Regions from separate parts of the Homo sapiens genome. Here region 2 is linked to region 1. A link is a contact called in ENCODE Hi-C or POLR2A ChIA-PET data. All regions are on one chromosome and are shown on one strand. The core of a region is the stretch at or near the end of the contact, and the rest is flanking DNA. Distances in the headings are between cores, read along the strand shown.

Region 1 (3,567 bases), core at 291-2,790:
GAATAATTAGGTATTAATACCCCTTCCCCAGATAGGGCAGGAGTGGAATTTAACAGACATCTTTCAAGATTGCTGCAGTGAGTACCTTCTTTTTAAAATGTCAAATACAGGCAGCCACCAGTGGGAGGTGGGATGTCATTACCCTAAAGGTCATTTATAAATTGGGTCTGCTCCACATGTGTTCATCTGGGGCTCAGGCTAAGGGGCAGCAGTCACTCAGAGGAAGCTCTTTTCATTGAATGACAGGGACACAAGAGGGTGAGCAGAACTGGCCGTGACTCTTGAGGTCGGTACTTGGTGGGTGTATTGTTTGTTCTGGATCATTCCATTGGCCAAAGCAGGTCATATGGTTGAACCCAGAATCAAGGGGTGAGAAAATATGAGAAGAGCTGCAAAGTCTCATGGCCAATGGCATGGCTACAAGGAAGGATGAGGAATGGGGACCAGTAATGCAATCTACCCCCATGAGGCAATGTTTTGAGCAACATTTGCCTGTCTCATAGTGCCGGTATCTAACCTGAGAATGACACTAGCTCCAAGGAAAGCAGAACAGAACACATGTATGGAGCCGAGCACTGTGCCTGGTACACTGTTATTAGGGGCAGACTTGGAATTGGAACCCAGGTCTCCTGGCTCCCAGGCCTGGGACACTTTCCGACACATCACGTGGCTTCTTCTCTCCAAGTTCATCACTCTGTGAGGCAGCCTGTCAAACCCAGACAAGTCCTGTGGCTATTTTTTTCTGCTGACTTTTCACCACGGGGATGCCAGCCAAACAGAGCTAGTGTCACGGGCCTGACGGGTGTCAAACCTTGTGTGTGAAGAACGTCCCCGTCATCCTCTCTCCCTCATCCCCCAAACACTTATCTCATTACCGAGGCGGGGGCAGGGAGCCGGGGAGGGAGGGAGGCAGCGTGGAAGTGTTTATTCTCTTCAGGAGCAAGTCTCTCTCCTAATTAGTAGGTGATTCTGTGAGATGAAGCCCAGGTGGGGAATCAACTTGGGGGTCTGGAGTGGTGCTCCAGACGTCCCTGATTACCCAAATCCCCAGCTGGGGTGAGGACCCCTCACGTGGGGAGGGAAAGTGGGGGAATATTAGTTTCTGATACAACGAGAGACAAGAGAATAATTCTACGAGGCCGTGTAGAACAAGCAGAGAGAGAAAAGCTCTTTGAGTGCAACAAGGAATGGGGTTTTAAAATTTCATTTGCACAGCGGCAGGTCTTGCCAATTGGATCCTTTCCAGAAAGCAATCTGCTAAGTCTGACAGTCGGAAGAAATGCCGGGCTGCTGAGCGAGGAGAGGCTGGGTTTTTTTAAGGGTTTATTTTTCATCCAGGTCCTTTGTGAGCAATGGCTTTTTTTTTTTATTCCATTTTAAAAGAAAAAGACACGCAGCGATCCTCTTTGTGAGGCGGGAAAGGGCTTCCCTGACCATCTGGGCCTCAGAGGGACTCGGGGAGAGGCGGCCTTTTGTGTCGGGGCATTCAATGCCCGCGCGGCCGCCGTTTATCTTTGCTGCCACTCACACCAGACTGGCCTCGCTGCCGGCTGGCCCAGGGCACACACAGAAGCTCAGAGCAGTCCTCCAGGTCCTTATCTGTGTCACGGGCAGGAGGTCGGGGGGTTGGGGGGTCTCTCTGAGCCCACCCAGAGGTCCATTGTGTTGGCTGCTCGGAGCGACAGACCAGCACCGCAGACATCTCTTTGCCCAGACCTATTCTTCGATGCACAGCGCTCTCTCTCTCTCTCTCAGCCTCTCTACCCTTCCTTGAATCCATTCCCCTCCTGCCAGTGGGGCTCGGGGATTTAGGGTGAGCATGGATTCTTGGCCCACGCCAGCTGTTACGAGAACATTTCATTGCGTGCATGTGTGCGTGTGCATGCGTGCACACACACACACTCATGCACACATGCACACACCCTTTCAGCCCTGCCTGTCAGCCAGGCTCCAGAGTCTGAGCAATCTTTTTATAGAAATGCTGAGGTGACGAGGCTGTCTTGCCTTGGGTCCTTGCCCGAGTGCTGGGGCTGTTTTGTCCTCAGACAATTGCACTAGAGCAATACTGGCCAAGAAAACGCAGGCACAGTGGGCTGGCTTAGGGCAGACTTGGTAGAGAGAGCATTTTAGCTGTGCAGGGGTTTCGCCTATTTAGAGGCTCGTTTGGGGTGTTATTTTTATAGCTTACAAGGCTCACTTTCACACATATCATTTGGTCCTTATAGTAGCCCTGTGATATTGGCAGGGTGCCTATTCATCCCATTTTCTGGATGAGTAAGCTGAGGCACAGAGAAGCTATACTGGCCTGATTTTACAGGCAGGGAAATTGAGTAAGAGTGAAGTGAATTATATACACTTAATTTGTTTTCATCCCAACCCATGAGATTTCAGCATACACTACCTGTCATTGTAGACAGCTATTTATGAGTTCAATATCTGTTGCTTTAAAAACAATGTGAGGCCGGGCTCGGTGGCTCATGCCTGTAATCCTAGCACTTTGGGAAGCCGAGGTGGGTGGATCACCTGAGCTGAGGAGTTCGAGACCAGCCTGGCCAACATGGCTAAAACCCGTCTCTACTAATAATACAAAAATTTGCCAGGCATGGTGGTGCGCACCTGTAATCCCAGCTACTCGGGAGGTTGAGGCAGGAAAGTCACTTGAATCCAGGAGGCGGAGGTTGCAGTGAGCCGAGATCATGCCATTGCACTCCAGTCTGGGCAACAAGAGCAAAACTCCATCTCCAAAAAAAAAAAAAAAAAAAAAAGACCAAAAAAAAACAAAAACACTCAAACAAGGTGACTGCTGGGTGGAGATCACTTTATCTTGTTGAATGTCTCAAGGTCCACCATGACAAAGCTGCCTTACACCAAAAAGGTAAAGATTTGGAGACTCAATGTCCCTGAGTGACTTTGGCCTCTAAGACCCCCATAGGTGTACAAGGCTAAGCCAGGAGGAGGACGGGGCTGGGAGCTTGGGGTTGCAGAGACAGAGACAGGGCTGGGGGAATCTAGCCCTTTCTTCCTGGCTAGGACAATGCTGCCGCAATGAAAAGATGTGAAGGACAAGAATTTGAGGTGGTGGGGAGTATTGACAGGGCCATTACTTGTGTATTTATCACAGGTGGTTGGGTGTGTCTAGGGACGCTCAGCATTTAAAATCCAGCCATGGTGAAACATGCTGGGAGCCTTGAGTTGTAAGTTTCTGCTTCAGGTGGGCATGGGCCTTGAAAGACTCAATCATGTAGTCCTGGCTCTACAAGGGCATGGCCCTGTGTCTGGAAGCTTTTGGCTGAGGAGGGGTGGCTCAGGGCTGTCGTGGGCCCAAAGAATGAGATGCTATGAGCAGGCACCCCCTAGCATGGCTCAGGAGGGGCTTCTGGACCAGGGTTCATCCCAATAGCCCTACCAGTTGCTATAGTATTGAAATGCTTCTCTGTCATTGTCCCAAGTGTCCCTTCCACCTGGGCTGCTTGCCATAGCCTGAGGCACCCATGTTCCTGCCCCAGGGCTGAGGCTGGGGCTCATTCTGAATGGCAGAGGCCCAGGCTGTCTCCGTTGTTAAATATT
Region 2 (3,567 bases), core at 271-2,770, 200 kb before region 1:
ACTTCATTCCTAAGCATTGCCAGATAATCCCTCAGAATGACATATCACTTTGCAGTTCCACCAGCAGTGCATGAAAGTTCCCCTTTCCCCACATCTTCTACAGCACTTGGTTTTATTCAGCTTCATAAGTTTTGCCAATGTCTTATGTTTGAACTAATGTTGTTTTAATTTGCATCTCTCTGATAATTTGCGGAGGTTGACAATCTCTTCCTCTTTTTATTCATTAGAGGTTTCCTATCTATGAATTGCTTGTCCATATTATTTGACCTTTTTTTTCTTGCTATTTTTCCCTGTGGGTTTTTAAAAAATAATCTCAGCATTTCTTCTGTGTTTGATAGCAGTGAACACAGCCAATACCTACTGAAGAGCACACATGATGCAACTTATGAAAATCTGAAACTTGAATATTGTTTATTTTTTTCCCCTTTAAAGTCTGATTCACTTCTTACTTTTCAAAATAAAAAAATCAAGCAGAATAATCTTGAAGTAAATGAGCCAAAAAAGATGTCCTTTAGTTTCTTCTTTTGTCTAGTTTTTTCAGAGTTGGGGGAGGGGAAAAAGAGATTGAAGGATGAAAAGATGGAGAGGTTAAAAGAATGGAAAGAAATCAGAATCTAAAAGGGGAATGTAGAAAGGGAAAGAGATGATGATGAAGGAAGGAGTGAGACAGACACAGCCGAGATTAAGAGGAGGAGGAGAAATGAAAAGGAGGAGGTCTAAGAGGAAAGAGGGAAACACAGAAAAAAGACAAAATGAAATACAGGCACAAAGACAGACAGTTGGAGAGAGAAAACATGGAATGAGTTTTGAGCCTGTTCTGAACCCCTCTGCCTCACCAATCTATCTTACCACCTCCTCAGGCTTCTACTCCTTCTAGATCTTATCTCCAATGTCTCTGGTTTGATGAGCCCAGAGGAACTCATTCCTAGCCCAGTAGCTGGTATGGGCTGGATCTCACTTCCTCCATACAACGTCCGGGGCTCTGACTTCACTATTTCCAATTCTTCTGTCTCCTGGTTAAAGCTTTACCACTTCTAGGCTGTGCATTATTCTCTAGCGGTTGTTTGGGAAGGAATTTGCTCCCTAGCCAGACTGTGAATTTCCTGAGGGCAGGGTCCACTCCTTGGCTCAGCATCCTACCACTCCCTGGGGCTTGCTCCTTAGTACCCAGTCAATAAACATTTGCTGAGTGGATGAACGAAGGGATCTCACTGCATCGACCTTCTCAGCACACATCACACTGTGGTGACCAGCTGTCAGCCAACCCTCTCAATTTCTCAGGGATATTTCTCATGAAATGGCTTGTCAGAACTCCAGCCTTCCACCTAAGTACAACGGGCTGAATTGTCTCCCGATATCGAGTCTGTGGAATGCTGATGGGAAGGAAAATGCTGTAGTCTATGTTTAATATGGATGCGTTTCAAACCTCGCAAATGATCCAGGCAGAGGCAAGGGCAGTCCCTGTGAGGAAGTGTGGCATGCGTTTGGAAGGCAGTCCACATTCCAGCTGAGCACTGGTTCTGGAGTTACGTCACAAGCACCTCTGCCAAAGGAAATAAGGCAGCTTTATGCTTTTGATAAGATGTGCATGGGATGCCTATCAGATGGTCTGGAGACTTTTTGGAAACTTTGTCAAAGATGGAAGCCCCAGAAAAGGGCAGGATGCTTCCCTGGTGTTTGCCGAATGGCGTGGGAGGAGATCTTGTGTTTCTTCCAAATGGTGGGATTACACTTCACGATTGAACTTTCTAGAAACTGGGGTTTGGTGGGTGAGGGTGGACTCCATAGAGTTCGTAGCAGTAACCCCTGTGGGTTCCTATATCAAGTTCCTTTCTTATGCGAGTCCAGCAATATATTACAAATATTACATTGGCCTCTCTAATGAGATTAGATAATAGCAGACACACTTAACATTAGATAATGCCACTTCTTCTGATTCCTAATATGATACTCTTTCCTGGTTACTTAAGAACTGAATGAATGAGAAATGGAAGAAAGGCATTTGGGCTTTGGTTTTCATTGCCCGTGGAGTGAAGCCAGGCTGCAGAAGGCAAGCAAAGTGCTGAAGTTGGGCCAGCTTTACTGGGTGGTGAGGTAGCAAGAACTGAGAGAGCCTGTGGTTTGTAGTGATGGCAGTATTCTTTTTTGTTCTTTTGAATTAAAGCTGCACACTGGCTCTACTCCCTCCTTCATTTTGGATTCAGCAGTTTTATAGCTCAGCTCTTCTCCCTTTTGCTCCCCTACCTTTACTCTTTTTTCCCCGTAGAAAAGAGCTGGAAAGCTACCCAATCACGGGGATGGGATTTTTATCTTAGGAGGCATTGGAAGAAAGGCAGAGTCCCACAGGGAGTGGCAGCTCTCTCCATCTGTCAGTTGCTAAGTGTTGATGAGGGCCTTGCCTTGTCTCCAGTGCCATGGAGCAGGGTCTTTGTCACTAAGATGTTTTTTCTGCCCTCCAAGATCTGGTAATCTTGGAGAGAAAGTCTCTGCTTTAGAGGTTCACAGTGGAAAAGGCAAGAAAAGAGACTACAGTAGTGGTTTTAGAATACCCTAGAACAGTGGCTGCAGGAGTGGACTGAGGGCAGAGGGATAAGGCAGGCTTCCTGCTGAAGGTGTGTGCCTGAGGTTTGCCTTGAAGGGGAGATTTGGGTAGGGGGTGAGTGGAGCAGTCTGACAGGGGCGGTACTGCGGTGGTGAGGAACCTAATGTGTGCCCCGACCACTCTTGTCTATATCATCTGGGTGTGGGGAGCTTGGCAACCAAGAGTCCTGGGCTCACCCCAAACCTACAGTGGTTTGCAAAGATGGCTGCAACAAATCCTCTCATTCCCCAGGCCCCTTTGCCAAATGACTTTGCCTCTCCTTCCATCAAGAAGTGGAGCCTAGCCAGGAGCGGTGGCTCACGCCTGTAATTCCAACACTTTGGGAGGCCGAGGCAGGTGGATCACTTGAACTTACGAGCTCGGGACCAGCCTGAACAACATGGTGAAACCCTGTCTCTGCTAAAAATACAATAGCCTGGCGATCGTGCCACTGCACTCCAGCCTGGGTGACAGAGAGAGACCCTGTCCAAAAAAAAAAAAAAAAAAAAAAAAAAAAAGTGGAGTCTATTTTCTCTCCCCTTGAATTTGGACTGGCTTGTAACTTGCTTTGACTAATAGAATGTGGTGGAAGTGATTCTGTGTGACTTCCGAGACTAGGCCTTAGGAAACCTAGCAGCTTGAATTTTCATCCTCTCTTGGACCCCTGAGATTGCCATGCTGTGAAGAAGCCCAGTTTAGCCAACTGGAGGGTGAGGGGCCATGTGGAGGAGAATTGAGGCACCCCAGCCAATAGCCAGCACCAAATTTCAGACATGTGAATGAGGTCATTTTAGACTCTCCAGTCTTAGTGAACCCATCATGTGATAGCAGCCACATAAGTGAGCCCAGGGTAGACTAGCCACTAGGTTCCAGGGTGGTTGGTTAGGCAGTGAGATATAATGGAAGCACCTACTGACCTGGAATCTTTAGGAGTGCCTGGCATTCATTTTCTCTTTGTCCTGAAATAATATCCTTATTCCCCTTGG

What was found. A loop is a pair of places that touch in the nucleus more often than their neighbours do. ChIA-PET counts read pairs that join two places held with the same protein, here RNA polymerase II (POLR2A).
Region 2: a map of ascending aorta shows a loop between it and region 1 (5-fold over the local background). The contact joins two enhancer-like sites. A Hi-C loop is called at or near these places in 1 of 168 maps with a recorded cell type or tissue (ascending aorta). POLR2A ChIA-PET finds 5 or more read pairs at or near these places in 1 of 52 experiments (OCI-LY7).

Annotation. Positions count from the first base shown.
Region 1 is chrX:39,517,049-39,520,615 of GRCh38, reverse strand. No RefSeq gene overlaps it. Among named protein-coding and RNA genes, the nearest start is that of LINC01283, 84 kb to the right of the region's middle. Within about 2 kb of position 1,540, at least 11 of the 41 ENCODE cell types and tissues checked have a DNase peak (open chromatin) inside an H3K27ac peak, as active enhancers do; they include ascending aorta, where a contact is called at or near this core.
Region 2 is chrX:39,719,649-39,723,215 of GRCh38, reverse strand. No RefSeq gene overlaps it. Among named protein-coding and RNA genes, the nearest start is that of MIR3937, 60 kb to the right of the region's middle. Within about 2 kb of position 1,520, at least 2 of the 41 ENCODE cell types and tissues checked have a DNase peak (open chromatin) inside an H3K27ac peak, as active enhancers do; they include ascending aorta, where a contact is called at or near this core.